Regions from separate parts of the Homo sapiens genome. Here region 1 is linked to region 2. The links are chromatin loops, found by intact Hi-C in ENCODE. Cell type or tissue: endothelial cell of umbilical vein. All regions are shown on one strand. Each heading gives the region's core, and the rest is flanking DNA. Links, peaks and the distances in the headings are about the cores only.

Region 1 (15,573 bases), core at 5,989-10,988, 54 kb after region 2:
GCTCAGTCCCTGCAGATTCTGATTCTGTGTGGTGTTGGGCGGGCGCTGGGCATCTGTACAGGCAGCAGCACAGGTTCTCTCCCTGATTCTTGGCCATTTTATTCTATTTTATTTTTTGGGACGGAGTCTAGCTCTGTAGCCAGGCTGGAGTGCAGTGGCGCCATCTCGGCTCACTGCAATCTCCGCCTCCCGGGTTCAGGTGATTCTCCTGCCTCAGCCTCCCGAGTAGCTGGGATTACAGGCGCGCACCACCACACCCAGCTAATTTTTGTGTTTTTAGTACAGACGGGGTTTCACCATGTTGGCCAGGATGGTCTCCATCTCCTGACCTCGTGATCTGCCCGCCTCGGCCTCCCAAAGTGCTGGGATTACAGGCGTGAGCCACCGCACCCGGCTGCTACATCTCTTTTTTTAAGATAAAGGAGCCCATGGAGGGTTGCAGCATTCCAACTCATGAGATCTAGTTACAGAGGGACTGGGTAAGTGGGAATCAGTATGACATATTTTATGTATTTACATCCTGAGCCCACATAGCTTCTTGAACTCAGGACTCATGTCCAGCATCACATTTCGACATCTCCATTTGGATGTGTCATAGGTAAGTCTAGAGCGTTTCCAAAACAAAATCCTTATCTCCCCCACTACACCTGCCCATCCCATGGTCTTTCACCCATTGTAGTTAGTTAGGCAGGTCCATTCTTTGAATTCTTCTGGCCCCAAACCTTGAAGTCACCCCTGGTTTCCCTCTTTCTCATACTGCACAGCAAATACTATCATTTCTACCTTAAAATTATTCCCAAAGGGGGACCACCACTTCTCCCCACCAACACCGTCAATGCTTAGCCCCCGTTCCCTCCACCCTTACCCATCTGAGAACTTCTCAGCCCATAGTGGGCCCCAATATGTCCCTGTCCTTCTCTCTCGCCACTCTCTGCTGCCTTGCTCTGTGCTAACTACTCTGGCTTTTTCAGTTTTCCTTGAATGTTGCATACACTCCCCGCTTTTAGCCTTTTCTCCTGCTGATTCCTCTAACTGAAACAGTTTTCCCCCAGATACCCCCATGGCTCACTTCTTCTGGTTTTTACTCATATATGTTACTTTATTAATGAGAGCTTCTCTGGCCACCTATTTCAAATTAAATCCATGTTCTCTATTCCGTTCACCCTGCTTGATTTTCCTGTATAGCTCTTAACAATCCGGCATGCTAGATATTACATGCATGTTTGCCCCATGTAAGCTCCATGAGGTCAGGGATTTTTATGTTATGATCACTGATTGCCCCCTTGCATCTAGAACGGTGCCTGGCACAGAGTAGGTACACAGGAAATATTGGTTGAATGAATGAATGCATGAATGAATGAATTCACCAGTGAGGACCCTGTTGTGAGGAATACATTTGAGCACAAAGGGGAAATTATGGCTTGCCCTTTTCCAGGGGATACTGTTTCTAGCATATGCTGTCCACATGAGCTATTGGTTGTAAATGGGATAGTTGAACTGGTAAGGGCCAAAGAGAGAAATGGAATGTTTTGAACTTCACTTTTTTTCCCTAGTAAGTGCCACACTCACCTAGCACGTTGTCCCTGACGCTAGTTCTGGGATAACTGTCCTCAGGAAATCAAATCTTGGTGGACTTTGTGCCTCATATATCCCTGCCGTCCTTCAATCAGTCATTGTGTGTTTCTTGAACACTCCATTTCTGGTTTTGGCTTGTACAGCCTGCCAGGATGTTTAATTTGTTATTCACTGTGTAAAGTGGGGCCTCCTTGCCTGTGCCTTTTGAAGCTTTAGGGGCTGCCCCATGGTCACGTGTTTGTTCTTGCTGTTTAAGCTCTAGTCAAATGCCCTCTTGGCTTCTGCCTTTCCAGACTGAGATCATAAGTTGCTCCACCCTCACACCCAGTCCCTCCTCCATCCATTTGCCATCTCTCTTCTCTGGGCCAGTCCCACCTCTGTGTCAGGCTGAGCAGCGGCTGTCCACCCGGCTGGGCATCAGTACCCCCTGGGGAACTTTCCTGAAACCGCAGATGCTCAGTCGCCACGCCCTGCAGATTCCGATTCTCTCTGGTGTTGGGTGGGTTCTGGGCCTCTGTACAGGTGGCAGCACAGGTGATTCTCATGTGCAGGCAGGGTTGAGACCCGCTGGTTTGAGTAGTAGAGGGTAGGTGTCCTCTGCTTGTATACGAGGAAATGTTTTCTGTTGTGTAAAGCATCTTGTTGGCCCTCGTCACCATGGTGAACGCCTCATGGATGGTGACAGCAACTCTCACAGCCCTTCCTGTGGTCTGGGACTTTTAAAGTCCACCTGAGTGCTTTTCCTCTCAGACAGTGTGTGTGCATGTTTCACCCTTGCATCCAGGGATAAGTCTCCCCTGCTTGGCATTTCCCCATTGATACCTCCCAGACTCATTACTCATCCTGTCTCTAGGGTTATGCTGCATTGTAGGCTGACATCAGGATTTGAAGGCAGAGTTTTGTCCCTGGCAAAGGTAAAGAAGACTGGAAAGAGGGTGAGCAAAGCACATTTGAACTCCAGGGAATCTTGGATTCTAGATCCTGACATGAAAGGCCCTGTTGGCCTGTGGACATGCGTGGTGGAAACCCGGGAGACAGTGTGAAGCAGGGCTCTCACCTTTGTGTGGTGCAGTTGACGTTTTGATGGCTCTCTTTGGCGGGAGGGGCTGTCCTGTGCGTTGCAGGATCCTTAGCAGCACGGTAGCATCCTTGGACCTACTCACTAGATGCCAGTAGCACACACCTCCCCTCACTCGCGGGGTCGTCATGACAACAGAAGAAGTCTCCTGACACAGCCCCTGGGGAGTGGGGGTGGGGAGGCTGCAGAATCGCCCCCAGGTGAGAGACTCACTGGTATCGATGGTGGGGACACAGGCTTTGGTCCTCAGAGAGCTGGGTTTGTGTTTTAACTCCGCTGTCCACTCTGAGTCATTTGGGGCAAATTTCTTAACCTCTTTGAGCCCCCCGTTTCCACACCAATAAAATGGGAATAATGGTAACCACACCCACCTCGTGGTTGCTGTGAGCATTGAAGGAATGAGTGCACATACATTGTTTAGCACCAGTCTCTGCTCATAGTAATAAACACTCAGGTCACTGTTTTTACTACAGTGCACTCTGCTCTGGACACATTCAGCTGAAGGGTTCAGCAAAGTCTCCATTGTGTGGGTGAACCTGCCCCACTCAGAGTTGGCCCTGGGCTGAGCCCCTGGCAGAAGACCAGCAGGGCCTGGGCTCTGGGTCCTCCTAAGTTCTGTCCTGCCTGTCACTTAGTGATCTCAGGGATCCCAGCCTGAGCACTACAGACATCTGGGGCCAGGTAATTCTCTGTTGTGGGCGATTGCGCTGTGCACTGTAGGATCTTAATGAGGATCCCTGGCCTCTACCCCACTAAATGCTAATAGCACATCCCCCTCCTCATCCCCGCCAGTCATGACAGTGGAAATGTCTCCGTCCCAGTGTCCCCCCGGGGGCAGAGTTGCTTTCAGTTGAGAACTACTGATTTAAAAGCCTGACCAGGTATGAGTCGAGAGATTTTTGAGGGTGGTTTGGCTTCTCTCAGCTTGCACCTTGTTGACTTAAAACCTAGCCCCTGAGAGGGTGAGATGCAACTGAATTTTTATTGGTTAGCTAGAACTGAAATAGTTGGAACCTATCTTAAACAACTTTTGGAAAGTTTCTCGTGAATTTATTATAAAAACTAATTCTGGGATTTTTGCTTAGAGCAGAATGTGTGCTTTCACCTCCACTGTGCCTCCTGTATCTGTAGCAGAAGGGGCCTGATGGTACCCAAGGGGTATCCAGGCTGCAAAATCTTTATACTCTTTGAAGAGACTTTCCATTTTGCCCAGGATCCTGCGTATAGACAGAAAAGCCCTCACTGGGCTTCTGCAAAATGTTTCAAACAAGCCTTCAGCCTGCCTCTCCGTTTACCAGAAAATGGGATTTTCCCGGCACCCTCGTGCATTCATTAGGTGTTAGGGTCAACCTGGGTCTGGTGTGTGCTCCTCCTCTGAGGTGGTCAGAGTGAGCAGAAGCAGCAGGAATGGGGTGAGCTTCGAGTGGCATTTGGAGGAGCTTGGGGTGGAGAAGGGGGGTTGAATTCTGCCCTCCTACGTGAGTTCAGACAGTGAATAGGCCTGGGTGTAGTGGGAGACGAAGGCCATTTGGGGAAAGTTGAGATGCATTTGGGGAATCTGAGAAGAGAGCGCCGTTCCTCAAAACTTACCAGAGGACCACAAAACTGCCGAGATGGCTGGTATTGGCTTGGCTGGGCATTTGGTAGCTCTCCATGGTACTTTGAAGCAATCGTGAGGCAGTTGGGCTTGCATCATTATCTATTCAGGGTCTGGTGGTGATGTTTTCTTTGTTTTAGGGGGTCCTGGTGGAGCGGTGTTCTGTTTGACTCTGCCCTACGCAGTAGAGAATAACGTGGCCTGGGACATCAGGGTAAAGCTCCTCACCACCACCTTCCACATGTCCACAGTTTGCTTCCTCCTCAGTAGTCTTGGCACTTAGAGCTGCCACACAGCACTAGCTATGGATCTCAGCCCTGGATGGGCTTCACACTTGTTTAAGGAGGTTGTCAGGGAAAATCAAAACTGCTGCCTGGGCTGCACCATTGGAGATGGTTCCAGGAGTTCTAGGGTGTCTGTGGTTTTAAAGAGCTCCACAGATGTTTAACAACATGAAGCCAGAGTTGAAAACCACAGGCAGAAGTTGCAAACTTGCCTGAAGGGCAAGCAGACATATTTAATTTGGCCCATTTAGGTTTTTGTTTGTAATTAGGAGCCAACACTTAAAATTCTGAGATTTCAGAGGGGAAAAAAATTGTATTTCTGATTTCTCTCAGAAAACAGCAACCACCCTTGGCCTGCATTCTTGCACAGCAGTGATTTTTCAGTGCTAAGGAACAGCTGCGCCTGTGGATAGATTAGATTGGATATTGTGGTCTCCGCCATGTTACTTGGGGCCTAGCCCACTTCCTTCTCTTCCAGTGCCTGTGACCTTGGTTGGTATTTGGGTTTCAATCCTATTATACAGACTCCTAGACTCTGCATTCTCTACACTTAGAGTGCTCTTTAGCTAGAACCTTAGCATAAAGCACCTCATGGTCTGTAATTTAGGATTTAGTGTCCTTGGAATGCTAGAACTCAGATAGCATATGGCAGCAGTTCTCAAAGATGGTCCGGGGCCCTGCAGTCCCCAAGACCTTTTCAAGGGGACTGCAAGTTCAAAACTATTTCATAACAACACAAAGACACTATCTGCTCTTTTTTCACTCTTATTCACTTGAAAATGGACAGTGGAGTTTTTTTCCAGAGGTTATTGGATGTGTGATATGCCAACAGATGAACTATAGAAGCAGATAAGAGAATTCAGGCCGGGCACAGTGGCAAACACCTGCAGTCCCAGCTACTTGGGAGGCTGAGGTGGGAGGATCTCTTGAGCCCAGGAGTTCAAAGCCAGCCTGGGCAACAAAGCCCCTCTCTTTAATAAAAAAAAAAGAGAGAGAATTCAGCTATCTTCTATTAAGTCAGACGTTAAAGACATTTGTCAAAATGTAAAATAATGCCACTCTTCTCAGATTTTTTTAAATACTTATTTTTCATAAAAATATGTTATTTAACTAAACCTTTCTGGAGTTTATTATAATCTTAAGTATTTTGAAATTGTCTTAGGTTTCATTTCTAATATGGTGTCAGTAGTAGCTACATCCCACATTTCCAAAAGCTCTTGGGGATGTTCAGTCATTGACAAGCGTGGAAAAGGGTCCCGAGACCAGGAAATTTGAGAACCACTGGCATGTGCTAGCAGAGCCTCAGTGTACAGTGTGGGTTTCTCCGCTGCCTTGCCAACATCGGGAGAATTCTAAACCAGAGCTGACCAGCAGGTTCCCATTGGCAACTTGTGGCATGGTTGGAAGCACCTGGATTGGCTGTCCTTGGTTTGTGTCTTGCCTTCTGCCCTAGAAACATGGGCAAGTTGTCTGACCTTAGCTCTTGCATCTGTAAAATGGGAACGATGATACGCAAGTCTGAGGATTGTGGTGTGAGAGAGAATATACTTCTGGTAATTGACCTACTGGAATGTGGAGATACATGTCAGTTACTTCTAGCTGTGATTCTCCTAATTGGATGCCTGAGTAGAGAGAAAGCACCCTGTGAGTTATACCAGGGTTTTTCCACCTCAGTATTCTTGACATTGGGGCTGGTGGTGGCCATCTTGTGCTTTGGAGGATGTTGGGTAGCCCCTCTAGCCTCTACTCATGTGATGCCATAGCACCCAGTCATCCCACCCATCCACTCCCAGTCATGAGAAGATAAAAGGTCTCCAGACACTGTCCAGTGTCCCCTTAATGTCAGAATTGCCCCCACTTGAGAACCATTGGGTTATGGGATTTCATTGACACCCAAGAGACTTTGTGTTCCATAGTTATCTAACCTACTGAGGTCGTAGGAGCCTGTACACATTTAAAGCCACAGTCTGAGTGGGGAGGGAGAGAGGCGGTGAATCCCAGAAGCCAGGGTGGGGGGTCACCCTGGTTTGTGCCATCTAATCTATTGGGGATTTATTTTGGTGTATAATGTGAGTTAGAGATCCAGCTCAATTTTTTTGCCCAAGATTAATGCAAGGTTTCTTGCCCTCAGCTCAGTTGACATTTGGACTTGGGTCACTTGCTGGTAGGGCACTGTTCTGAGCCTCCTAGGATGTTGGTCAGCATCCCTGGTCTCCATCCACTAGATGTCTGTAACAGTTTCCTCCACACCCCCACAAACATGACAGTCACAATGTCTCCAGATTTTGACCAGTGTCTCCAGGGAGATGAAGTTACTCCTGGGTGAGAACCACTGGTCATAGGATCAAAGGAACCTACCCAGGAATAAATTAATTGCCAGCTAGAGTTTAAGGCCCTTCCTCCCAACCTTATTTTTCTATTCTGGCCTTTTGGCAGCTGAGTAGGCCTCAATGGACATCATATCCCTCTTCAGGAAGAACAGTCTTTTCCTTGACCTTTAACACTGCCTCTGGTCCAGGGTGAGGACCTGACAGAATGTAAGGGCTGGGAAGAACCTTCAGGGATGCCTGAGTCCTGGCTGCACCATTTCACAGGGGCTGAAGCCCGAGGCCATGGAAGCAGGTAGGGCTGGCTAGGGCCAGTGCGCCTGTCTCCAGCCATGGAGTCTAGGAGTTCATGCTTGTCCTTCCCGGTGAGTCAGTAAACTCTAGGTAATGGGCACTCGTTCACCCCTGAAAACTGACCCGCGTAGGGCACTGCATTTCGCTGTCGCTGTTTATGGTGTTCAAAGAAAGGGAGGAAATTCTAGAGACAGTAGTAGTTACTCCATACACATGTTTAGAAGGCAGGCCTTGCCTTTTGCAGTAAGTTTAAAATGCCTTTGCTAAATTAAACTCCCCCAGGTTTGCCACAGAGAATTTTGGGAACTTATTTACCCAGAATTAATTCCTGCGTTGCATCTGTGAGAGCAGAGCGTGAGTGGAAACGGTCCTTGAGAACTTGCCTTTCTCTGGGGGAGAGGGTGAGAAAACAGGCAGTTACCCTCTGCTCAGAGGAGAGAGGATGTTTTGCAGCATTGATGGTGATGGCCACTGGGTCCTAAGAGTCCAGAGCCTGGGCCCCAACCTTTACACTGGATAAATCCAGATTTGTCAGCATGGCCTGCAAGGCTGAACGTCCTGTGGGCTCCACCCAGCCCTTCCCGTTCTCCTCCCCTCCAAACATGGGCCTCCAGGCTCTTCCTTTCCTTAGAACCTTTGACTTGGGGTCCCCTCTGCCTGGGATCCCCTGCCTTCACCTGGCTCATCCCTGCTCACCCTTCATGTGTGAGCTTCAGCGAGGCCTTACCCATTCACTCACTCTCTCCCACCATCCTGTGGTATTTTCTCTGCAGCACCCAGCTCCAGAACTACCCAGTTATCTCTGCACACAGCAGGTACTTGTTTGTTTTCTCTTTCCCAGTAGAGAGCTGCGGCCTTGTCTGCCATTTCTTTCCTGTCTCCAGTGGCAAGCTCGGTGCCTAGCACAAGTCTGTGCTTGGTAGATCCTGCTGGTGAGAGCAAGGCTTGGCTGCTCGGCTCGGCCTGCCTTCAGATCCCACCTGTTTCCTGTGACCTCAGAAGGGCTCAGGCATTCCGAGCACCTGAGCGTTTGCCTTGAGTGTCCCAGGCGTCCAGGCAGCTCTTGGATCCAACCATTCCACCCCCTAAAAGGGGTCAGACTCTGACGCATTTGTCGTTGCCGGGCACTGGCAGCTGTCCTTGAATCCAAGGCCTATGCTTTAAGGTGGCATCAATATGTTTGCAATCTTCCGAGCATAATAATGCTACCAGTGCCAGTGTGGAATCATCCTGTGTGCCAACCACTTCCCCAAACACGGCATGTGCAGCATTTCATTTCATCCTTGCCGAAGCTGCCTGGGGTGAAATAACAGCCCTGATATGCAAATGAAGACATTGTGCCAGAGGTACATTGTCTTATCTGGGATCCCAACCGCAAGTAAGTGGCCAGGGCAGGTTTGAACACACACAAAGACCAGAGCCCGCGCTCTCCAGTATCATCAGTTTTGCTCTGCTGCCTCAGCATAAATTCTGTAGTTCTTGGATTTCCTTCCTGTAAGCTTCCGTGTAGAGAGGAGGGGATTCCTGTTGTCTCTACTGGAACTTTCCCGAGTCTTCAGCCACTTGCATGTTGCCTCAGCTGTGTTGGTGTCACACCACCTAGTGGCGGAACAGAAAAGTGCCGTTAAAGCTGGATCCTCCATCTCTCCACGCAGTTTTTTCTTTTTTCTTTCTTTTCTTTTTTTTTGGAGACAGAGTCTCACTCTGTCGCCCAGGCTGGAGTGCAGTGGTGCTATCTCAGCTCACTGCAACCTCCACCTCCTGGGTTCAAGTGATGCTTGGGTCTCAGCCTCCCGAGTAGCTGGGATTACATATCCCACCAGGCCCAGCTAATTTTTGTATTTTGGGTAGAGACACGATTTCACCATGTTGCCCAGGCTGGTCTCAAACTCCTTTCCTCAAGTGATCCACATGCCTCGGCCTCCCAACGTGCTGGGATTACAGGCATGAGCCACTGAACCCAGCCATCCATACAGTTGTAGGCAGAGTTGCTGACTTTGTATAACTTTATGGGGTTTCTGTTCAGAAGTGCAAGTTCTGCCCCCCGGGGCTTACGGTCTGGGTGGCGCAGGAGTGGAAGCTTAGAAGGGTTTGGCTGCAGGGCTGATAAAGGTAGAAATAAAGAAGGCAGAATGTGGCTTGGCCCTCATGGGGTGGAGTGGGATATGAGGAGGATGTCATGGGGATGCGTCTATGATGAATGAGACTAGATATGTAAAGTACCTACCTCGGAGTCCAGTAAAGGCCTTTTAACAAATGCCTGTTGCCCCTGCAATGCTTGTTGGAAGTGTAAGTATCTGGTGGTGAGATGAGAGTGGTTGGAAGTTGGCTTGGAGTTCGGTAGTTGAAGGTAATGCCAAGATGATGAGCATTCCAGAAAGAAGTACATAAAATGTAGGATATCATCAGCTCCAAAAAGTGTGTCCCCATAATCTCCATGAGACCAGTTGAAAGTTATAGAAATATATTCGAGTATTGAGAAAAGAACGGAGTCATCCAGGGTCCCACCGCCTTCCACTAGCTGGGCTGGAGAACCCGAGCATGCTATACACGGAGATCCGCAGAGGCATCACCTAGCAACTGCATGTTTGAGATCAGTTCCATTCCGTACCAAAGAATCAGTTGGAGGACAGACCTGACACGTCAGTGACAGATTTACCTTTGTGCTGTGGCACAGAACTGTTTATAATAATTTCTGAAAAAATAAATGACTTGAAGGGTTGTGATCGTGTCACCAGATTACAGGAGTTGCCACATTTTAATAGACTGTTATTTGTGTTGGCGAGATGCTTTCCATATTTTTTTCACAGGTAAGAAGATTAAGACATATCAGCCCAGGATTAAAGCTAATTTTATGCAAGTACCTTGCTGACAGTTTGGTCAGGAGTTCTCAATTGCTTTCTAGATGAGGGCATTTTCTTGGCAGGTATTGGAGTCATCAGTCAGGAGGCGAATAAACAGAAAAAGCAAAGATATTCCAGATTCTCTCTTATATGTGTTTTCCCAGGCCTACGTAGTTTCTTCTATTTAGTTTTAGCGGGAGATCCTCCATGACAGGCTGGAGACAGCCATGGGCTGGTGGGGAAGCAAAGCTTACTGTAAGGCAGGGCTGCCCTTGCTTCTTTGTAAATTATTCTCTGCAGCAGTGAGGAAAGAAAGTTTATACGGAAGAGGAGAGAGGCGGAGGCGAGAGTGTGTGTGTTGTCAGCTTAGATTCTGAATATATTACGCAAAGCATTCCAGGGCCGAACATTTGACAGATGAAGACAGAAAGCAGCTTGTGTCACCATTGAGTGTGTGCCTTGGAATGTGTCTTTGATCCTTGTCTTGACAACCTTAAAGGATTGCAGTCTTGTCGGGGATCAGCCATTGGGATAATCACACACTGTGTTGGCTGAGGCAGGTGGTCATGTGACCTGTGGGAAGCCTTTCACTGACCCCGGAACTCATGACTAGCCCCCTAGTTTGGTTCGTGCTCCTCCATAGGTGCTTATCCAGAACAGCAACTGACAGCTACTTTATTCCTGCTGTCATTTCTCTAAAGGGAAGAGTGTATGTGTTGTAGCTCTGAGGCCTACCTGCACAGAAAAGGTGAGAGGAAGCAAACTGGAGTCCAGGTAACTCCTCCCTTTTGCACACGTAGTTCTTGGCCAGCAGCGGAGTGGAGCGTGGCACTCAGGAGCATGGGCCGGGGCTTCAGAGTCGGCCCACCTGGCCCGAAGACCCGGGCCCACCTCCGACAGGTCGCTTGACCTGATTATCCGTTTCCTTTCCTGTGAAAGGATGTTGGTGTAAGCCACCTCCTAAGGTGGTTGTGGAGATTAGGTGACATGATGCAGATAAAACCTAACACATAAAGAAGTGCTCGAAGAACGCTGGCCACGTATATGAAACCATCACGCGTCTGGGAGACCCCATTTGTGGATGCCTTTGCTGTGCATATCATGGCAGAAACTAAGATAAGTCTAAGAGGTAAAACAGGATTCTACAACCCTTCTTCACCTGGAGCGTTGGGAAACTCACCTTTCTCCCCTGGGCCACCGCTGGGGTTCAGCCCAGCTCCTTGCTTTCTCCTTTCCTTGCTTGCAGTAGGCTGCAGAGACCTCACTCCTTTCCTTAAGTCTGGGAAGCCCCCACCACCCACCCTGTCCCAAGGGGCTCTACAGCACCCTCTCCCCTCCTTGCTGCCTCTGAAATAGACACAGAATTCATTTTGTCATCAAAGTTTTGCCACCAGTCAGTCTCTTGGCAGAAAAAATACAGATAAAACCTTTTTGAGTCCTGGTCCCTGGAGGCTGCTTGTAGAGGTGCTACCAGGAAGCCTGCTATTTAACTCTCACATGTGGGCTGTTGAAACCGCCCTCCTCCTTTCACCCTCCTTACTCTTTGAAGAGGCAGTATCTGGGCCCTTTCCCTAGATAAAGATGCTGTCCACCAAATTACAGAGGTGACTTCATCAGGGTTCAGGGTGAGGGTTTTATGGACTTCGCACACACACCCCCAAGCCACCTGGGTCCCAGATTGGTCATTTCTGCTTTAGAGGAAGGGCCCACCTCCTCAAGCCCCCCACCTCCTCAGAGACCTACTGCCCCCTGCAAGGAGAACAGTTCCTCTAGGGTCAGGAGGAAGCCTGTATCCCACCAGGGGAAGAGACCCCCTTCCACCAGGATCCCCACCTTCATCGCAGAGATCTTTGGCTCTTTCCTCAAAAAAGCTGTCATAGGAACTGCTTCAATTTGATTGGAGTTTCCTTCCTAGGAGCTTCTACACTGACACATGCAGGTATAAATGTGCAGACCTCAGACCCCAGGGAAGGGCGGAGGTGACCCCCCACCGTGCCACCCCCCCCCCCACCCTACCACCTCCACTTAGCTCCTCTTCCCCCAGGCTGCCCTGTTTTCCAGTCTGTCCCCAAGGCGTGTCCCAAGCATTAGCACAGTACTAGGCCCACTGCATGTGCCACCCTGACCTGGTTCCTCCAGCACTCCTCACTCTGCTGCCGTGTGCTTCCCGGTCATGTGGCCAAATGCTGCTTGTCCTTCTGTCCAGACAGCCCCTCTCCCAGCAGCATTCCCTGATTCACTCCCTTCACAGCCTCACTGGGTTGGAAGCCCCAGCTCTATGTTCCCAGGGCCTGCTGTGCCTCCCCTGTGTCATATGTTCAGATAAGGTGTGATGGGTGCTCTAGACAGACAGGGACGTGTCTCCAGAGGCCGACGCAGTGCTTAGTGCACAGTGGGTGCTGGGATGTGTGGAATTGCTGAGGGAATATTAGGATTGAATCTTTTCATCCTCTGTGCAGCTGGCAGAGTGGTTCCCAGGCTCAACTAGGTGGGACAGAGCACCCTGACAGCCATAGCCACGTGAGGATGACTGGGTGGAGGTGGGGGGGCAGGCCAAGCAGGTCTAAGGGGTTCCCAACATCTGGCAGAAGTTGGAAAGGAGAGCAGAGATGGCCAAGCTTCCTGTGCTGGGGCTGGCTTGCTTCTTAGCCTGTCTGTGCTCATCGCTGGGGCTGCAAAGACCAGGACCAGGACACCGGCCCTGTCCTGGGGAATCCCAGCTGGTCCCATTTTGCATCGGAGCCTCACAAGTGGGTTGAGGGTAGCAGGGGATGGGAGGGAGAGCCAGCACCGTGGGCCCGGATGCCAGCAGGGGCTCACTCCTTTCAGTTTCTGGCCAGGCCATCTTCCCTTGCTGTTTTCCTGGGGTACCAGGGGGCAGCAGGGGACTCTCCCTGGCCTGGGTCTGTGATCATCACAGGATCACAATTGTTGGGCTCAGGCTGGGTGCTGTCTGGGCATGTGAGCTGAGGAGGTTCGCAGGGTAGAGGATGCTAGATGGGACGAGGGTTCTGAATTCAGCAGCAGCCATGTGGGACTTGGTGCACAGTGCCCCTGAAGGCCATGGTGAGGCCAGAGAAGAAGTATGTGGTGGGCCAGAGCACTTCACACATTGTTTGAGGTGACTTGTGTCCAAGGAAGAGGGGCTCAGAATCTCCCCCGCTTCACACACCAGTGTTGTCCACAGTGGTCCTTGAAACGTCATTCTCAGGCCTCATTGTGGATGTCCCTGGAAATGGGGGGGACTCCCTAGTCAAATAACTTTGAGAAGCGTCTGGTCAAATGAGTTTCTTTCCTTTCTCTCTGTTTTTGAGACAAGGTCTCACTCTGTCACCCAGCCTGGAGTGCAGTGGCACGATCATGGCTCACTGCAGCCTCTAACTCCTGGGCTCAAGCAGTCCTCCCACCTCGGCCTCCCAAGTAGCTGGGACTACAGGAGTGCGCCACCATGCCTGGCTATTTGTTTGTTTTTTGTAGAAATAGGGTCTCATTATGTTGCCCAGACAGGTCTTCAACTCCTGGGCTCAAGTGATCCTCCCTCGTCACCCTCCCAAGTGCTGGGATTACAAACATGAGCCACTGTGCCTCGTATTGGTTTTCTAATCTCTTAATATACGGATGTGTAAAGTCAATCTCCAGACAGACTGCATTTTTTACAAACTAGGTTTCAACAGGGAGCATGTTACAGGACCAAAAACAAAAACAAAAAACCCAACCACTTGGTTGACAGATTCTGGGTCAAATAGTCTGCATTTGACTCCTATTTTAATATTAAAGGTCTTCATGGTGGGTCTCTAGAAATCTGCAGTGGTGATCTTCCCTTGACCTGTGAAAGAAAAGCTGGGCTAGGAATTGAAGCAGGTTGTTGAAGCCTCCCTACTTCTGGCCGCCTGTCCATTCCCCAAACTTGAGTTGGAGGTAGCGGTGTTCACACGCTGCTTCCTCACTGGTATAGCCAGAATCAGCCTGGTGATAGGGAATGGCTACGAACAGCAACCCGTGTGTCTGGTGGTCGGGGGCAGTGGGGCGGTCCTGCCTGGAATGGGGCTTGTGTGTCTTGTCTGTTTGCGATAGCCGTGCTGATTTGCAGTTGATCAACCTTTGGCCTGAGTAGAAATGCAGCGTGAGTAACTGACGCTCTGTGTTTTGGGTGCAGATGTGACTAAAGCTCATTTCTACATGTTAGTGCAGTGGCTGGGTCAGTCATGAATGCCAGACCTGCCATCAGCAGGGGTCCCAATGGGCCGAGATGGGCCAAGTTCATCTCCTATTGCTGTATCCTCTTGGTTCCGTTCCTCTGGAGAGCCCTGACCATGGCTCCCTGGGTCCTTGTCCTTGCGGCGTGTGACATTTCATTCACCCTCTAACTGCCGGTTGAGTGCCTGTTAAGTGTGAGGCTCTGTGTTTGGCACTGAGAATACAGAGAGAAACGGAACAGACGAGGCCCCACTTTCTAGAACTTACATCTAGGGGTAGATGCTGTCACCACACACCCCTCTGGGAGTGCCAGGGCTCCACAGTGCCTGGTCACCAAGTGCAAACACGCCCCTCCCTTTCAGTCAGATGTTTTCTCCTGAAGCGTCTGCCCTCAGCTTCCTGTTCTCCACTCTTCCTGTGGCGCCCTGCACAGAATGAGGGCTTAGTAAATATTTGTGAGTACGTAGCAGCTGGTGTTGTGTAGATGAATGACAGAGAGAGGGCCTAGTTCAAACACTCATTGCAGGGTGTTGATGCGGTGTACGCTGGGTGATAGGCTGTTTCAGCTGCTGTGGCCGTGGTCTCCGCGTGCCCCGTGGCAGGATATAAGGCCTGCTCGGGAGGGAGTGCAGCAGGGCAGGCACGCCTCTCACAGTGGGAGCTTCCTGAAGGAGATGGTGTCTGTGCAGGAGTAAGCACTGGCCATGGAAAACAAGGGGAACCACGCGCTCTTGGTAGTGGGACTAAACCAAGCAGAAGTCCAGAAGTGCACCCTAAGTGTGGGACGTGCAGCGACAGCGGGCTTTTCAGTGCCACCACAGTGGGAGGTGGAGGGTGAGTGGCTGGATGTGGCCTGTCTCAAGGTGCTCAGCCTCTAGTCTGTGGGAGACACTGCAGTTTTGTTTTGTTTTGTTTTGTTTTGTTTTGTTTTGAGACAGAGTTTCACTCTTGTTGCCCAGGCTGGAGTGCAATGGCACCATCTCAGCTCACTGCAACCTCTGCGTCCCAGGTTCAAGTGATTCTCCTGCCTCAGCCTCTTGAGTAGCTGGGCTTACAGGTTGCGCCACCACGCCTGGCTCAGTTTTTGTATTTTTAGTAGAGAAGGGGTTTCTCCATGTTGATCAGGCTGGTCTCGAACTCCCGACCTCAGGTGATCCTCCCGCCTCGGCCTCCCAAAATGCTGGGATTACAGGCATGAGCCACTGTGCCCGGCCGACACTGCAGTTTTTGTTTTGTTTTGTTTTGTTTTGTTTTGAGATGGAATCTCGCTCTGTCACCCAGGCTGGAGTGCAGTGGCGCAACCTTGGCTCACTGCAAGCTCAGCCTCCCGAGTTGCTGGGACTAAAGGCACCTGCCACCACGCCCGGCTAATTTTTTG
Region 2 (15,573 bases), core at 4,862-9,861:
TTTCTCCCTCTCCTCTCTTTCTGGGACTCCTATTGTGTGTTTGTTGGTAAGCTTGGTGGTGTCCCACAAGTTTCTTAGGCTCAGCTCATTTTTCTTCATTCTTTTTTCTTTCCGCTCCTCAGACTGGGTAATCTCAATTGACCCATCTTCAAGTTCCCTGATTCTTTCTTCTGCCTGCTCAAATCTGCTGTTGAACCTCCCCTAGTGAAGTTTTCATTCCAGCTATTATACTTTCAACTCCAGAAATTTTATTTGGTTCCTTTTTACAATTTCTGTCTCCTTATTGATATTCTACTGGTGAAACATCACTCTCATGTGTTTTTTTGTTGTTTTGTTTTGTTTTTGTTTTGATATGGAATCTCACTCTGTCACCCAGGTTGGAGTGCAGTGGCGTGATCTCAGTTCACTACAAACCCCGCCTCCCAGGCTCAACAGTTCTCAGGCCTCAGCCTTTCAAGTAGCTGGAATTACAGACGCCCACCACCACGCCTAGCTAATTTTTGTATTTTTAGTAGAGACAGGGTTTCACCATGTTGGCCAGGCTGGTCCCTGAACTCCTGACTTTAAGTGATCCACCCAACTCACCCTCCCAAAGTGCTGGGATTACAGGTGTGAGCCACCACACCCAGCCTGTCATGGTTTTTTATAGTGCTTTGTACATGATTTCCTTTAGCTCTTTAAGTATATTTTATATAGTTGATTTAAACTCTTTGTTTCATAAGTCCAGTGGCTCGATTTTCTCAGAGATAGTCCTATTTATTTATTTCTACATATGGGCCATACTTTCTTTTTTTTTTTTTGCGTGCCTCATAATTTTTGTGGAAAACTGGATATTTTGAATAGTTTAACATGGTGACGCTGAATATTGGATTCTTCTGTTCTCCCCAGGGTTTGCTGTTGCTGCTTATAGGTGTTGTTGATCGTTTGTTTCATGACCTTTCTGAACTAATTTTGTAAAATCTGCATTTTTTTTTTTTTTTGAGACAGTCTCACTCTGTTGGCCAGGCTGGAGTGCAATGGTGTGATCTTGGCTCACTGCAATCTCTGCTTCCCGGATTCAAGCGATCCTTCTGCCTCAGCCTCCCCAGAAGCTGGGATTACAGGCATGTGCCACCACACCCACCTAATTTTTTTTGGTATTTTTAGTAGAGACAGGGTTTCACCATGTTAGCCAGGCTGGTCTTGAACTCCTGGCCTCAAGCAATCCACATGCCTCAGCCTCCCGAAGTGCTGGGATTATAGGCGTGAGCCACCGTGCCCGGCCAAAATCTCTATTCAGTTACCTTAGTGGTCAGCTAGTGATCTGACGAAAATTTCCTTAAATGCCAAGTTTCATCTTTTTTTTTTTTAATTAAGGGTTCACCTGTTTGCCATAATCTTTTAATTCATTTCCAGAGTTCTGATAAAGTCGATTCTGACAATTTTTGCCCATTTTTTGACTGCTTTTGTGAAGGGATGGGTTCTAGAGTTCCTTACTCTGCCATTGTCATGGATGTCAGCTCAAGATTAATGGATTTTAATGTAACTGAGGATGAAAAGCTCGTTGATATGGTTTCAGATTCCACATTGCAGCTAACCTTTAAGAAATTACCAGCTGTCAAGTGTTGCTATAGTATCAAGTAAAAATATCCCCAGTTATCTGAAAAGGCTATTAAAACAGTGCTCCTTTTCCAACTATATATCTGTGTGAGGCCAAGTTTTTTCAATGTACTTCAACTAAAACAGTATACAATAACAGATGGAGATACAGAAGTAGATGTGTAGAGTTGTCTTCTGTAAGTCACGCACTCTACAGATTTGTGAAGATGCGGAATCATTCCACTCTTCTTTTGGTTTTGTTGTTTTTTTTTTTAATTTGGAAAGTGTACCTATTCTTCAAGTGTTAACCTATAATGGGTTTATTATTTTTTAATGAATTAATACATCTTTTTAAAAATTATCTATTTTGATTTCTAATAAGGGAAATAATACATTTAACTTTTAAAAACAAAAGCAGGCAGGGTGTGGTAGCTTATGCCTGTAATCCCAGAACTTTGGGAGGCCGAGGTGGGCGGATCACTTGAGGCCAGGAGTTCAAGACCAGCTTGGCCAACGTAGAGAAATCCCGTCTCTGCTAAAAAATACAAAAATTAGCTGGGTGTGGTGGCACATGCCTATAATCCCAGCTACTCAGGAGGCTGAGGCATGAGAATCACTTGAGCCTAGGAGGCAGAGGTGGCCCTGAGCCGAGATCACATCACTGCACTCCAGCCTGGGAAACAGAGTAAGACTCTGGCTCAAGAAAAAGATAAGTAAATAAAGCTCTTTTTCAGGGGTGGGTGGTGAAATCTCAAAATTTTGTAATAGTGTATTTTTTAATAGACCAAATGATTGAGACCCACTATGTTGGAGAGACAGTGTTTTCTTCTCCTTCCCAGTCTGCTGGGCACTGGACAAGGCCCCCTGAGATTAGGGCAGACTTCCAGAGGTCATGCACTCTGCTCTCCCGGCACCCATAGGTGAGCGATGTCCCACAGGGAAGGTGCCACAGGGCAGTACTCACGTGGCTGCCCAAGCTGCAGATCAGAATGGCCCCAAGACATGGGGGTGGCATGTGTGTTTTTTCTATCATAGAGGTGGCGATTGCCTTCTCATCGCCTGCACCCTGAGGCTGATGGGTGGGAGAGGTCTCACCATCCTACTTTCCCCTGGTCCTCCAGTGTACCTTCTGCACTTCTTAAAGGTGACCCTGACGTCCTCCTTGGCTTGAAGCAAGGGTAGCTAATGAGAGAAGGCAGAACCACCGTGGTCGGAGGCCGTGGGAGAAGCAGTTACCCTCTCATTCTTGAACTCAGCTCCGCTCGCCTGCTCTCTGAAATACACACTCAACCTGCTCTTTGCAGAAGTGTCAAGTCTTTGGCCTCCTTAAGAAAGGAAGCATATACTTCAAGTTCATCTCCTCCCGCTTCAGTCCTCTGGTCGTCAGGGTGGGCTGCAGCAGATTTTACGTCGCTGTTTTCCGTGTGCGAGTCTAGGACAAACCAAATGCGTGCGAATGCCTTAGTGGCCACGCACAGCTGTGTGCCTCCTCCATCGCGTGGACCTGCCGCCCACCTCCCTCCCCACCTCCATCAGGTCCTTCAGGATCCAACTCAAAAGCCCCTTCCTCCAGGAAGTTCTGCTGTTAGCTGCCCAACTCTTTCTTCCAAAACTCTTTTCTCTTTTCCAAAAATCTTCTTCGCACAGCTCCCACTGGGTAAACATTCGCCAGACAGTGTCCAGTGGCCCTGGATCCTACGGCCTCCTGGTGGCAGGGTCTGAGTCTTTGGCCTCGCTGCTATTTTCCCAAAGCCTCCAGCAGCGGGGAGACCCTGGGATTTGCGACAGGACAGCCTGGCTGGGGAGTCAAGGCTGCCATCTCTCCTTGCTTTCATTCTGGTTCCCCATCGATGTGGCGTGGGGAAAGGAGCAGGTGACTATGATGCTGGCTTGGCTGACACTGGAATGGATGCAGTGGCTGCATATTAATGCTACGGCGTGCACACACATATGCCAGGTTAAAGTTCAGTAGCAAGTTTTTACAACATGATTTCTGCTGCTTCTGTTGGACGGGCTCTCGGGCTTACCTACGTGTGCGAAGCAACACTCCCTACCGCAGCTTTCATGCACAATTTAACTCACCCCCGCCCTGCCTGCGTGGAGCCTCATTTTTATTTTGTAGGAGCTCGAATCATTATTTGGATATTAATAAAAACAAATCTTGGCTGATGCTAACCATCTGATTTCCTTTTTTTTTTTTTCCATTTTGTTTTGTTTTGTTTCTGCACACATTTTCTTTAGCTTGAAATGGCGATTGAAAACCTCCAAAAAAGCGAAGGAATCACATCACACAAAAGCGGTTTACTCAACAGCCATGTAAGTGTGCGTCTGACCTGGCAACCTGTCCCTGCTCTGCTTGTAACCTGCATAGACATTTTTAAGACAAATGAAGGCAACCAGGTGCGGTGGCTCACACCTGTAATCCCAGCACTTTGGGAGGCCAAGGCGGGTGGATCACTTGAAGTCAGGAGTTTGAGACCAGCCTGGCCAACATGGTGAAACCCCGTCTCTATTAAAATAGAAAAATTAGCTGGGCATGGTGGTGGGCGCCTGTAATCCCAGCTACTTGGGAGGCTGAGGCAGGAGAATCGCTTGAACCCGGGAGGCAGAGGTTGCAGTGAGCCGAGATCACGCCACTGCAGTCCAGCCTGGGCAACAGAGTGAGACTCCATCTCAAAAAAAAAAAAAAAAAAAGAAGAAGACAATAAAATGACACCTTTAAAGTGTCATTTGTGAAAGGTGGTTGAGGGGAAGCCAATCTAGAATCCTACATCCAGCAAAAAATACCCTTCAGCAATGAAGGAGAAATCAAGACAGATTCTTTATTTGTAAAAGGTAGATAATAACAACACCTACCTCCTCGGGTTGTCATAGGGAGTAAATTATTTAATGTACGTAAAATACTTTCAACAATACCTGGCAGGTGATAAGCAGTATAGTTATATATGAAAAATAAAAACAATACAAAAATCAGCAACAGCAACAAAAAAGAGAGAAAATGACATAGGATCGGGAATGCCTTAGACTCTTAGCTAATTTTCTTGGGATCCTCTCTTGGAAAGAAACAGTAATTTGAGAAAAGCATAAAGCAGCTAATTCATACAGATTTTAGCGTCTAGGATTTTTCTCCTCCCCTTGTCTCTTGGGAGAAGACCGTGATCACAGTCCCCATGACAGGAGGTTGGGGGCATCTCAGCTCTGCACAGCCCTGTAGCAGGATGGGACTGGGGGACGTGGCAGGCTCCGTCTTTATTTCCAGGGACAACAGAGAAGGAAAGCTCTGGCCCCCTCAGACTCATCGCTTTCACTTCTCCCCAAACGCTCTTGATTCGGTTTTGCACATAGCTGGAAATGTGTTCGGCATCTTAACACTGGGACGGGCCATCGAAGTCAGAATGTCCTTCTAGTAGTTGCTCTCTAGCACTTAAACTGGGCTCTGACATTCTCTTGAGAATTCAGACATCAGAGAAGAAGTCCCCTTCAGTGGACCCCAGTCATCACCGTGATCCCGTCCTGACTCCCGTCCTCACCGTGATCCCGTCCTGACTCCCGTCCTCACCGTGATCCCGTCCTGACTCCCGTCCTCACCGTGATCCCGTCCTCACTCCCGTCCTCACCGTGATCCCGTCCTCACTCCCGTCCTCACCGTGATCCCGTCCTCACTCCCGTCCTCACCGTGATCCCGTCCTCACTCCCGTCCTCACCGTGATCCCGTCCTCACTCCCGTCCTCACCGTGATCCCGTCCTCACTCCCGTCCTCACTGTGATTCCATCCTGACTTCTGTGCTGGCCGATGTGTAAAATGAGGCGTTATCAAAAGGCAGTGAGTGATTCTGGGGGCAGAAAGTGATGTAGGACAGGTCCAGAAACCTGGGTTATGGGTTAGGTACAGGTGTGGTCACCTGCTCACCGCAGCCCCTGACGAGGCCTCTGCCCTTTGCCTCAGGGGGCTGGTCACTAGAAGAAATGGCAGAAATATTTCCTTCTGCCGATTGTCTTGAAGCAAAAAAGACAAAACAAAACAAACACCATGCCAGACCCCTGCTCAGTGCCCCGCCCCTCTCCAGGCTGGGTAGGACATGGTCATCCTGTCATCTGTCACTGCTGGATGACATCCTCCCTGTAGATGAACTCAGGGAGAAGGGAGTCTTCCACACGTGCTTGGAGAGAGGATCTCCCCAGCCCCCAGTCTTAAACTCAGAGCACATACATGGGAAAATGTGCAGAATACCATTCCCCATTCAGCAAGGATCAGGCCATCTTCAGCCTGAACGCAAACCCATGCGGGTCCAGGGTATCAGCCCTGGGCGAGAGGGCTGCGTGACCCAGGCAGGATGGGGGTGCAGAGCCTGGACAGGCAGCAAGTCCACGGGAGAGTTAAAATGTCTATGGGAAAATGGGCTGGGCACGGTGGCTCACGCCTGTAATCCCAGCAGTTTGGGAGACCAAGGCGGGTGTACCACTTGAGGTCAGGAGTTCCAGACCAGCCTGACCAACATGACGAAACCCCATCTCTACCAAAAATACAAATATTAGCCGGGCGTGGTGGCACATGCCTGTAGTCCCAGCTACTCTGGAGGCTGAGACAGGAGAATCGCTTGAACCTGGGAGACGGAGGTTGCAGTGAGCTGAGATTGCGCCACTGCACTCCAGCCTGGGAGACAGAGCGAGACTCCATCTCAAAAAAAAAAAAGAAAAAATGTCTATGGGAAAATGCATGAGCCGCTTGTCTCTGGCTGCTGGGATCCTTCCTGCTTTCTAACACTTCATCCGAAAGGCAGACTTTCTCAGGTCGCTTCCCCGATGAAGATTCGTATTCCCGAGCTGAAGGTAAAATCTCTCGTTTCTTTTACTCACTGATGATTCGCTGTTGAGTTGTTTCCTTCTGTCATGAGCTGTGATCAGTAAGATTCCGGGCTTGGTGACTCGAAGCAAAGGAAGTAAAATAAGATCTTTCTAAAAAGTTCACCACACACACGGGCAGAATAAACTTAGATCTTGTTTTGGCAAATGTGAGAGCCAGAGAGGAAGAGAGGAGTTAAAGCACGTGATCTGCTGATGGACGGGGTGACGTGCCCTTGCAACGATTGTCCCCAGGGCTGCCTGTGGCTGAGACTGAGGTCGTGGTGGGCAGCGGCCTTCTGCAGGTCAGGCGGGGGCACAGCCACAGTGCCACCTCCCCTGCCAGCCTGACCCTGTGGCAGATAAGCCAAGTGTGTGGGAGCAGCTGGGCCCTGGAGACCCATTTTCCCAGTGGCCTCCCAGACCTCCCTTCTCAGACAGCCCCAGGCAGGTCGCCCCAGCAGCAGGGCCTGTGCGCCTCTTCCTTGCTGCCAGCTGGTGACGTCAGACCACCGTCTACCGTGTGCAGGGTTCTGGCCAGGTCAGTGCCGAACATAGGGAGTAAAAAAGGAGGAAAAGTCACTCCAGGGAGCTTAGCATTTGAGGGCAGAAGGTGGAAGACGTGGGAAACCCACCTAGGGAACCCCTCACAGACATCTCTGAGCGGAGCTGGCCACGTGTTCCGCGGAGCTGGTTCCCTCCTCTGCGCTGTCTCAGGAGGGAAGGTGTATTCAGGTGCTGGGAGCCTGGTAAAACGAGACAGCATTGTCCAGACCCAGCCGGTCAACAGGAGCTTCCCAGGCCTCCCCTCTAGGGGCTTGGACCCAGGGGGTCTGCAGGGCCTGGAGGTCTGCACATTGGAAGAACCTTCCAGCCAGCTGATGGTCAGCCTGGCGTGGAAACTCCCAGGGAGGAGGAGGCCCCCTAGCAGTGTCCAAACTGGAAAAGGGCATGATATGGCGCCGTGAAAATGGGGATTAGCTCTTCCAGAGGGAAGGGGACGGAGCCGGGGCTGGGGATGAAACATGTCTTCACCCGACCGGGTGTGGCAGGCCACCGACTTGAGCAGAAGAGGCGGCCTCAGCCCCTGGGGGCCACCGGGCTGCCCTCAGGCTACCAGCCGACCGGGACCCCGTAGCAGGTTCACCGAGTCTCTGTCACCATGAGGTGGCGCTGTCTGCTAAAGTAAACACATCACTTGCACACCCTGCGGGAGAGAGCTGCGTGTGGAAGAGTCGTATTTGGGTTATGTGACTTTTTGCTTTGAAATCAAGAAACACACATTGTCAAAGGTCATTTAGCCTTCAGCTGGTGACCTGTGTAGCCTGGCACGATGGCCGTGCTGTCCTGCAGGCCACAGTGGGGTTGCTAGAGCCGGCAGCTCCTCAGAAGGGGCCTCTGTCCAGAAGTGCCGCTGTTTTCCCTTGGAATTCCTGCCTGCCTCGGATTAGTGTCTTAGCTCAGTGCGTGGCCTCCACCCTCAACAACCCCTGCGCCTCCCACAACCCCTGCGCCTCCCGCCCACGGTCCCATCTGAGGCAGGGGCAGCCAATCTTCCAGGCGCTCGGCCCCCAACCCCACTGCGTCCTCGCCTCCTTGCTCCTCTCATGCCCACCCCCAGATGCTCTTCAACCTCACCTTCAAGAAAGATCCAGAACCAGGTGGCACCCCCCACCTCCTCCACTTCGACTACTTCCCGAGCCGCCACTGTCCCTGTGGATTCTTTCGGCCACCTCCTAGCCAGCCGTCAGCACCCACCCCTACCCAGCCTCCAGCCCCTTCTCACAGCAGCCACCAGAGTGATCCTGCTAAAACCCAGGTCAGATCGCCACACTGCTCTGCTTGGAAGCCTCCAGGGCTCCCCTTGGCCCTCCAAGTAGAACCGAGTGTTGTCAAAATGGCCCACAAGGCCCTGCAGGACCCGCTCTCTCCCACTCCTCACTGTGCTCCAGCCACACGGGCCTCCTCGCTATTCCTCCAATGCACCAGGCTCGGACCTGCCCCAGGGCCTTTGCACTGTGGGGCCCTCTGCCTGAAGCTCTCTTCCCCAGGCTCCCCCTCACCTCCTCTGAGTCTTCACTCAGTGGGCACTTTCTCAGTGAGCCCTGCCTGACACCCCCACCCCACCTCAACTTACTATACCGTTGCAGTCCTCCCTCCAGTCCCTCCGTGGCGGCGACCCCATCCCCTTTCCCAGGTGAATTTCTCTGACGGCACTCGGCATCAGCCCTCATTCGGTTCATTTTACTTATTTATTGTGGGTCTCTGCCAGACAAGAACGGACGCTTCCAGGGGGCAGGGGTTTTTGTCTTTTATTCGCCGTTGCATCCCCAGCACCTAAACAAGGCCTGGCATAGAGCCAGCTCTCGTAAATATTTGTGGAATGGGTGAAAAGGTGGATGTTCCAAGTCGGATTATGTCAACACAGGGCACACCTGGACGGTTGGAATAGCTGCCCGAGCTGCTAGTGTATGGCCCGGTGAGACTCTAACTCACCACCAGGAGCCAGTGTCAGGCAAATTTGCCCCCAGGAATAGAAACAAGTATCTTAGGAGACAAAGGGGGCCAGGTAGGTGGGCATGATCCCTGCCTTCCCACCGGCAGGTGAGGATATCTGTCCACAGGGGCTGTGCCTGCAAAGAGCCCAGAACCACAGGCCTTTGTTGGGGGGCCGGGGAGAGGGAGGCGCTGGCATTTCGGGATTTTTTTTCCTTAAAAGGAATGATTTGATCCATTTCATCAAGAAGTGTGCTGTCCTGACAGATTGTGGCAAATGTGGGTACACATGTACATTTCCTTGGAAAGCGTTCTGCTTATTTGTGTTTGATATTGACACAGAAAGAATGCAAATATCAGCAGACAAAGCAGACTGCAGAACATGCCCAAACCAGAAAGGTGACTCCGTCCAGCTGCTGCCTTTCCTGGCATGAAGGTACCCGAGCCCTCAAGAGCAGGGGAGGTGGGCGAGTGTGGTTGGAGCGGCTGGACCCTCGTGGTCGGTTTCACGGAACTGACCTGTGATGCTTGCCGCAGTCTGACGTGCCGCCAGGTGTGGGCTCCAGCACCGAGGGATGGGAAGGCCCGGTGCATAAGTGGCTCCCAGCCTGCTGGTGAGGCGTAGACCCTGAACAGAGTCTGCAAGCCATACTTCGGTTCTAACCCCATTCTCCTCCCAGAAGTTCATCAACACAGAAGAGGGAGGAAATAGACGCGACTGTTCCAGCCGCTTCAGTCTTCTCTGTGGTTTCTTGATGTTGAGCAAGAAGGACTTGCTGTCAAGACAACTATGCATCCTTTTAGTGTCAATGTCAACGTAATTACCCAAGCAAAGGATTCTACTCTTAAATAGCCTGGGGGTTCGGGGGTAAACAGCAGAAGGATCATCTGTTCCAAAACTTTCTTTTTATGTGTGAGCCAGTATGTCCTCCTGGTGGATGGAGTCTTATACTCTAACCTCTCAGGACTCCTAGTCCAGTGCTCCTTCCAGCTCACCGCCCGCAAAATCTGGCCTCACAGTTTTAGCCTGAAAATCCGCATCGTCATTTGGCTCCTTGAGATGTGGTGTCACTGGCCTTGGCTCCTGCTGCCTGTGGAGGACAGTCTAAGAAGTGGCACCTGTGCCCCCAGCCTCAGAATGACCAAGGGAAGCCTCTGGCTTCTTCACCCAGACACCCTCTGTTGCTCCCCATCTACCTCCTTGGACAGTCTTTCTCTGCTGCCAGGCTTGAGACATCTCCAGGATCCTGCAGATGCTCACATGGGCAAACCTGGCTCCGTCTCCACCCTCAGGGAGAGCATAGTCTGCGGGGAACAGGCGATAAATCAATCAGCACACATGACAAATCCGGACGGTGAAGCCACTGGGAAGAAAAGCTTCAGGGCCCACACTGCAGCTCCCGACTGTCATCCCAACACTTCTGGAAGCTGAGGCAGGAGGATCACTTGAGCCCGGGAGTTGGAGGCTGCATGAGCCATGATTGCACCACTGCGCTCCAGCCTGGGGTGGTGACAGGATGAGACCCTATCTCTAAATATATATATATATATATATCCCTGTCTCTAAAAAAAAAAAAAAGTATATAAAAGTATATACACACACACACACACACACACACACACACACATACTCACACACTAACTTCAACATCAAGGTTGTGGTTCATAGTATTCATAGCATTAAATACAGGGAAGACTCCGGAGCTCTTAAGCTCTTAAGGGTCCAAGCACTCTGCCAGAGCCGGACTTTGGAGGAGAAAAAAGCAACACTGCCTCCATTGTATTGGAAAAAGTCCAGTCCAGAAAGTCGGAAGATGAAGGGTGTGAATGACTTGATGGAAAGTGAAAACTCTGATGTCCCTTTTCCCAAAGAGGCAAGTGAGGAAGAGATGAAGTCTCCACTCCGGGCCCTTCTCAGGGTCCTTTGTTTTAACTGCCCCTTATTCAAAGGACAAGAGGGCGGGGGTCCCTCCCTGTGGTTATGGGCACAGCCAAGCACATGGCACCCAATGCTGGACGGATGAAATTGGCACCTGCTAACGATGGCAACTGCTAACGATCACCTGCACTCATGGCGGGGGGGTGGGGGACACTGCACTTCACACAGGGCCCTGCAGGCGGCAGGAGGCAGACTTTGTGGTAGCAAGAGGGCGAGGGGTCCCTGGTGCTGAGGAGGAGGTGATAGGCTACTTGAGTGATTCAGGGGCGGCCAGGGAACCGGAATCCAAGCTCAGGGATTGTGGCAGGAACCACTCCTGTCCCTTTGGTAAGGAGGGATGTTTGGCCACGGGACTTACCTGCAGGAGCAGAGCTGGAGGGGAGCTTGTGGTCAGGAGGTCTGAAGCCCTCCTGGCTTGCCCCAGAGGCAGGACGTGAGGTTGGACCCACACTTCGAGGCTTACGCTTTGCTCCTCTTCATCCTCAACACCCACGTGGGCAGTGCCCCTGCTGGGTGACTGACTCTTCCCACCCCTTGGAGGTTTTGTCCTCAGCTCTTTGGTTCCAAAGTAACACATCTGGTCCCAATCTCTACCCTGAACTCCAGCCCAAGACTTAACTTCCCCCTTCCTAAAATGGAACTCAGCCCCGCAGCTCACCTGCAATTCGGCTTAAGAGACCTCCGCGTTCAGGCCCCACACACCCCTTCACCTGAACCTTTGACCTGTTTGTCCTCCTGTGAAACGTTCCAGAACCCAGGGCAGGTCCTCACTCCACTGTGGCCCTGGGTCAACCCCTGTTAGGGCTGGAGGGGCCAGGACAGGCTGGATCGAGTGGGTCTTAGATGAGATAAAAGGGGTTCTGAGGTGCTGGTCGCTGGTGCAGGGCTCGTCAGAACCACCCCATAGCACTATTTCATAAAAAGGAGATGAAGGCCGGGCGCGGTGGCTCACGCCTGTAATCCCAGCACTTTGGGAGGCCAAGGCGGGTGGATCACCTGAGGTCAGGAATTCGAGGCCAACATGGCAAAATCCCATCTCTACTAAAAATACAAAAAACATAAGCCAGATGTGGTGGTGCATGCCTATAATGCCAGCTACTCAGGAGGCTGAGGCAGAAGAATCACTTGAAGCCTGGAAGTGGAGGTTGCAGTGTGCCAAGATTGCGCCACTGCACCTCCAGCCTGGGTGACAGAGTGAGACTCCATTTCAATAAATAAATAATTAAAGGGAGATGAATGCTTTCTTCCTCCCCAGCTTCTAATGCTGAGTTGGGGGGGTGGGGATGGGGCAAACAGACAGGCAAACGTGACAGTGGGGCGGGGGGGTGCCATGGGTACGCTGTGGTGAGTGGACAGATATTTCCCAGGGGACACGCCTACTTTGTGTCTTGTGGGGTGTGCGGGGCACAGGGACAAGGGCTTCCCAGGCCAAGGGCTGTGCAGGAGCCCAACATGCCCGGTGGGGGAGGGCTGAGGACCCAGCACTGCCCACTCTGAAGGGCCCAGGCAGCAGGAGCCCTTCGGAGCTCTGGAAGCGGGGCTCAGCCTAGACAAAGCAGCTGACAGCCTCGCACAAAGGGGACCAGGTAGAGACAGCTGGTTTCCCCCGACGCTCTTGACATGGGATCTGGACTCGGGCCTCGCTTCTGTGCGTGGAATTCCTGTCTTTCTGCAAATCGCAGGCATCAGTGCAAGCCTTTTGTATTCACATAGCAGACCTCTCTGGATCAGGGGACAGACGATAGCAGAGGGAGAGGTGGAAACCAGAATTAAGCCGCAGTCTTTAAGGCACCTGGGTGAGGGCATCAGTTGGTGGGCAGGCCACCTTTGCGTCCATGCCCAGTGTGGGGACTGAGCTCTTCGTGTGGACAGTTCTCGCAGCCCTTCTAACTGGATGTTCACCTCTCGAGGCATAGTCCTTGGCTCGGGACTCATTTAGCCCATCTTTTTGTTTTGTTTCGTTTTTTGAAAGAGACGAAGTCTTGCCCTGTCGCCCAGGCTGGAGTACAGTGTGGCGCGACCCTAGCTCACTGCAGCCTCAACCTCCTGGGCTCAAGCAATCCTCCCACCTCAGCCTCCCAAGTAGCTATGTCCTGCCTTTTGACTTAGACACAAAACCGTGCATATAAGCATTTGTGTATTTTACTGAATTTCCATTTGTACCTCCCTCAATAAGGGATCTCAGTACATGTTAGCTCACTGCTCACTACAGAACACAGGGCTGTGGGGCCCCCGAGTCTTCTTCAATCTTCCTGTTCAGCAACAGAATTTCTCTCCATTCCTGTATGTTGGGGAGCGATTTGGTGTTAAAGCCTGTGTGGTGTGTGGGTATTTCATTTAAGGGACTGAAGACAGAAGCTAATAGTTCCTGATCACACCCAGATGTTTACAAATTAAGTCCAGGAACCTGAAAACCAGGCTAAACATGAAAGAATCAATAAGCAAAAGAAAATGAGGGATTCATTAATCTGCTTAGAGAACTCAAATCAGTGACCATAAAGATGGATTTCTGGCCAGGCACGGTGGCTCACGCCTGTAATCCCAGCACTTTGGGAGGCTGAGGCAGGCGGATCACCTGAGGTCAGTAGTTTGAGACCAGCCTGGGCAACATGGTGAAACCCCGTCTCTACTAAAAATACAAAAACTAGCCAGATGTGGTGTCGGACACCTGTAATCCCAGCTACCTGGGAGGCTGAGGGAGGAAAATTGCTTGAACCCAGGAGACAGAGGCTGCAGTGAGCCGAGATTGCGCCACTGTACTCCAGACTGGGTGACAGAGCAAGACTCCGCCTCAAAAAGAAAGAAAAGATGGATTTCCTCATCCCATTTGGTAACACAGGGAACGCAAGTAATTCTCTTAATGAGTCCACGTTGGCATGTTAGCGTTCCTCAGGCTTCTGACAAACGCAGACGTGTCTTTCTTTTTACAGCTCCAGTGGCTGTTGGATAATTATGAAACAGCGGAAGGTGTGAGTCTCCCCAGAAGTTCTCTTTACAACCACTACCTTCGGCACTGCCAGGAGCACAAGCTAGACCCAGTGAACGCCGCCTCCTTCGGGAAACTGATCCGTTCTGTGTTTATGGGGCTGAGAACGCGGCGGCTGGGCACCAGGTGGGTAGACGATCCCCAGCCCACCTGTTCTTCCTCTTCCTTTCCCAAGAAATGGAGCTTTTGGGAAAATGCGAGGCTTCCTCCTCCTTTCCAGGTGGCCTGATTCGCAGCCACCTCTGGAGTGCTTGCAGTTACTTTCAATTGGCGGCAGCCTTGGCTGTGGCCAGGTGTAGCCCACGGTGTCGGCTTTAGAAGCCGGTGATAGGACGTGGGGATCACTCTGGTTTTCTCTCTCCTTTTGAAATTTCCCAAACAATACTTTTCTTTTTTTGTTTTAGAGCAGCCTCTGGGCCAGGTGTGGTGGTGCACACCTGAAATCCCAACAGTTTGGGAGGCCGAGGCAAGAGGATCACTTGAGACTAGGAGTTCAAGACCAGCCTGGGCAACATAGCAAGACCTCATCTCTACAAAAAAATTAAAAATTAGCCAGGCATAGTGGTGCACACGTATTTGCACACCTGTAATTTCACCTATTTGGGAGACTGAGAGGGGAGGAGCACTTGAGCCCAGGAGGTTGAGGCTGCGGTGAGCCACGATTGCACCACTGCACTCCAGCCTGGGTGACAGAGCAAGACCCTGTGTCAAACAAACAAACAAACAAAATGTAGCCTCTGGTTTATCCAGCAGAGCTGGATTTACCATTTCTCAGTGTTTTGTTTTTGAGACACAGCCTTGCTCTGTCACCCAGGCTGGAGTGCAGTGGCGTCATCTCGGCTCACTGCAGCCTCCACCTCCTGGGTTCAACCAATTCTCCTGCCTCAGCCTCCCAAGTAGCTGGGATTTACGGGCCCCCACCAGCACGCCTGGCTAATTTTTATATTTTTAGTAGAGACAGGGTTTCGACATGGTGGCCAGGCTGGTCTCAAACTCTTGGCCTCAAGTGATCTGCCTGCCTCAGCCTCCCAAAGTTCTGGGATTACAGGTGTGAGTCACTGTGCCCGGCCTCTTGGTGTCTTTTGCTGTACCTGGACCAATCCACCCCGCCTTCTCTTGGCCTATGGCAGCCCCGGGACATCACAGGCCACAGACTTATCACAGGCAATTATGCCAACTCTCCTCTAACAGAAAGAAACAGCAGCACCTCCAACCCAAAGCTGGTGGCCCAGAGAGTGCAGTAGGCTGCTGCCTGCTGAGGCTGTGATCCTGTGGCCAGCGAGGCTTGGCATCTGCTTTTGTGGGGTTGGGGCTGACTCACGTGCTCTCAAAGCCGGTGTCCTGGCTGTCTATAAACGGCGTGGCGGTGGATCCACGAGGACCAGAGTCCCTTATTCTCTGACACTTTTTCATCCTTCACAGGGAATGTCCTTAGGGAATGTGGATGCGTAGAGGAGGGACAGAAGCGGGAGGAAGCCACAGGGAAGCCTGGTCTCTGGGGACACAGCCCCTGCTCCTGGAGGGGCCTCCCCTGCAGAGTATCCCAGCTGCTGGCTTCAGGATTAAGGCTGATTTCCCCCCGTTTTCCCTCCTCCGAGCACCTGGCTAAACATGTACCTCATCTAGAAAGGGCCCAGGCTGTCTGCTATTGCAATGAAATTTAAAAAGGAAAAGAAGGGCCGGGCATGGTTGCTCACGCCTGTAATCCTAGCACATTGGGAGGCCAAGGCAG

Evidence for each region. Peaks named below come from ENCODE experiments on the same cell type or tissue, not always from the same donor. Only the 100,000 strongest peaks of a DNase experiment are listed, where the experiment ranks them.
Region 1: a loop joins it to region 2, with 10 times the contacts of the local background. A loop is called at or near these places in 12 of 110 quality-filtered maps.

The regions. Positions count from the first base shown.
Region 1 is chr19:5,961,287-5,976,859 of GRCh38, reverse strand. All of the region lies in intron 1 of RANBP3 (RAN binding protein 3), which reads left to right. Among named protein-coding and RNA genes, the nearest start is that of RANBP3, 9.1 kb to the left of the region's middle. RefSeq lists enhancers at 8,588-8,882, 12,284-12,834, 12,835-13,386, 13,520-14,167, 14,762-14,981 and 1 more and a silencer at 14,442-14,491. In endothelial cell of umbilical vein, for the core only: a CTCF peak has its summit at 8,751 (motif pointing left); DNase peaks (open chromatin) are centred at 8,079 and 8,709; H3K27ac peaks cover 1,143 bases.
Region 2 is chr19:6,014,484-6,030,056 of GRCh38, reverse strand. It overlaps RFX2 (regulatory factor X2), which reads left to right. Exons shown (of 18, transcript NM_000635.4): 6 at 3,820-3,894; 7 at 13,786-13,967. RANBP3-DT (RANBP3 divergent transcript) reads right to left here. Exons shown (of 4, transcript NR_046376.1): 3 at 10,114-10,221; 4 at 9,694-10,007. Among named protein-coding and RNA genes, the nearest start is that of RFX2-AS1, 40 kb to the left of the region's middle. RefSeq lists enhancers at 11,170-11,671, 14,548-15,047. In endothelial cell of umbilical vein, for the core only: a CTCF peak has its summit at 7,589 (motif pointing right); DNase peaks (open chromatin) are centred at 6,546 and 7,616; H3K27ac peaks cover 997 bases.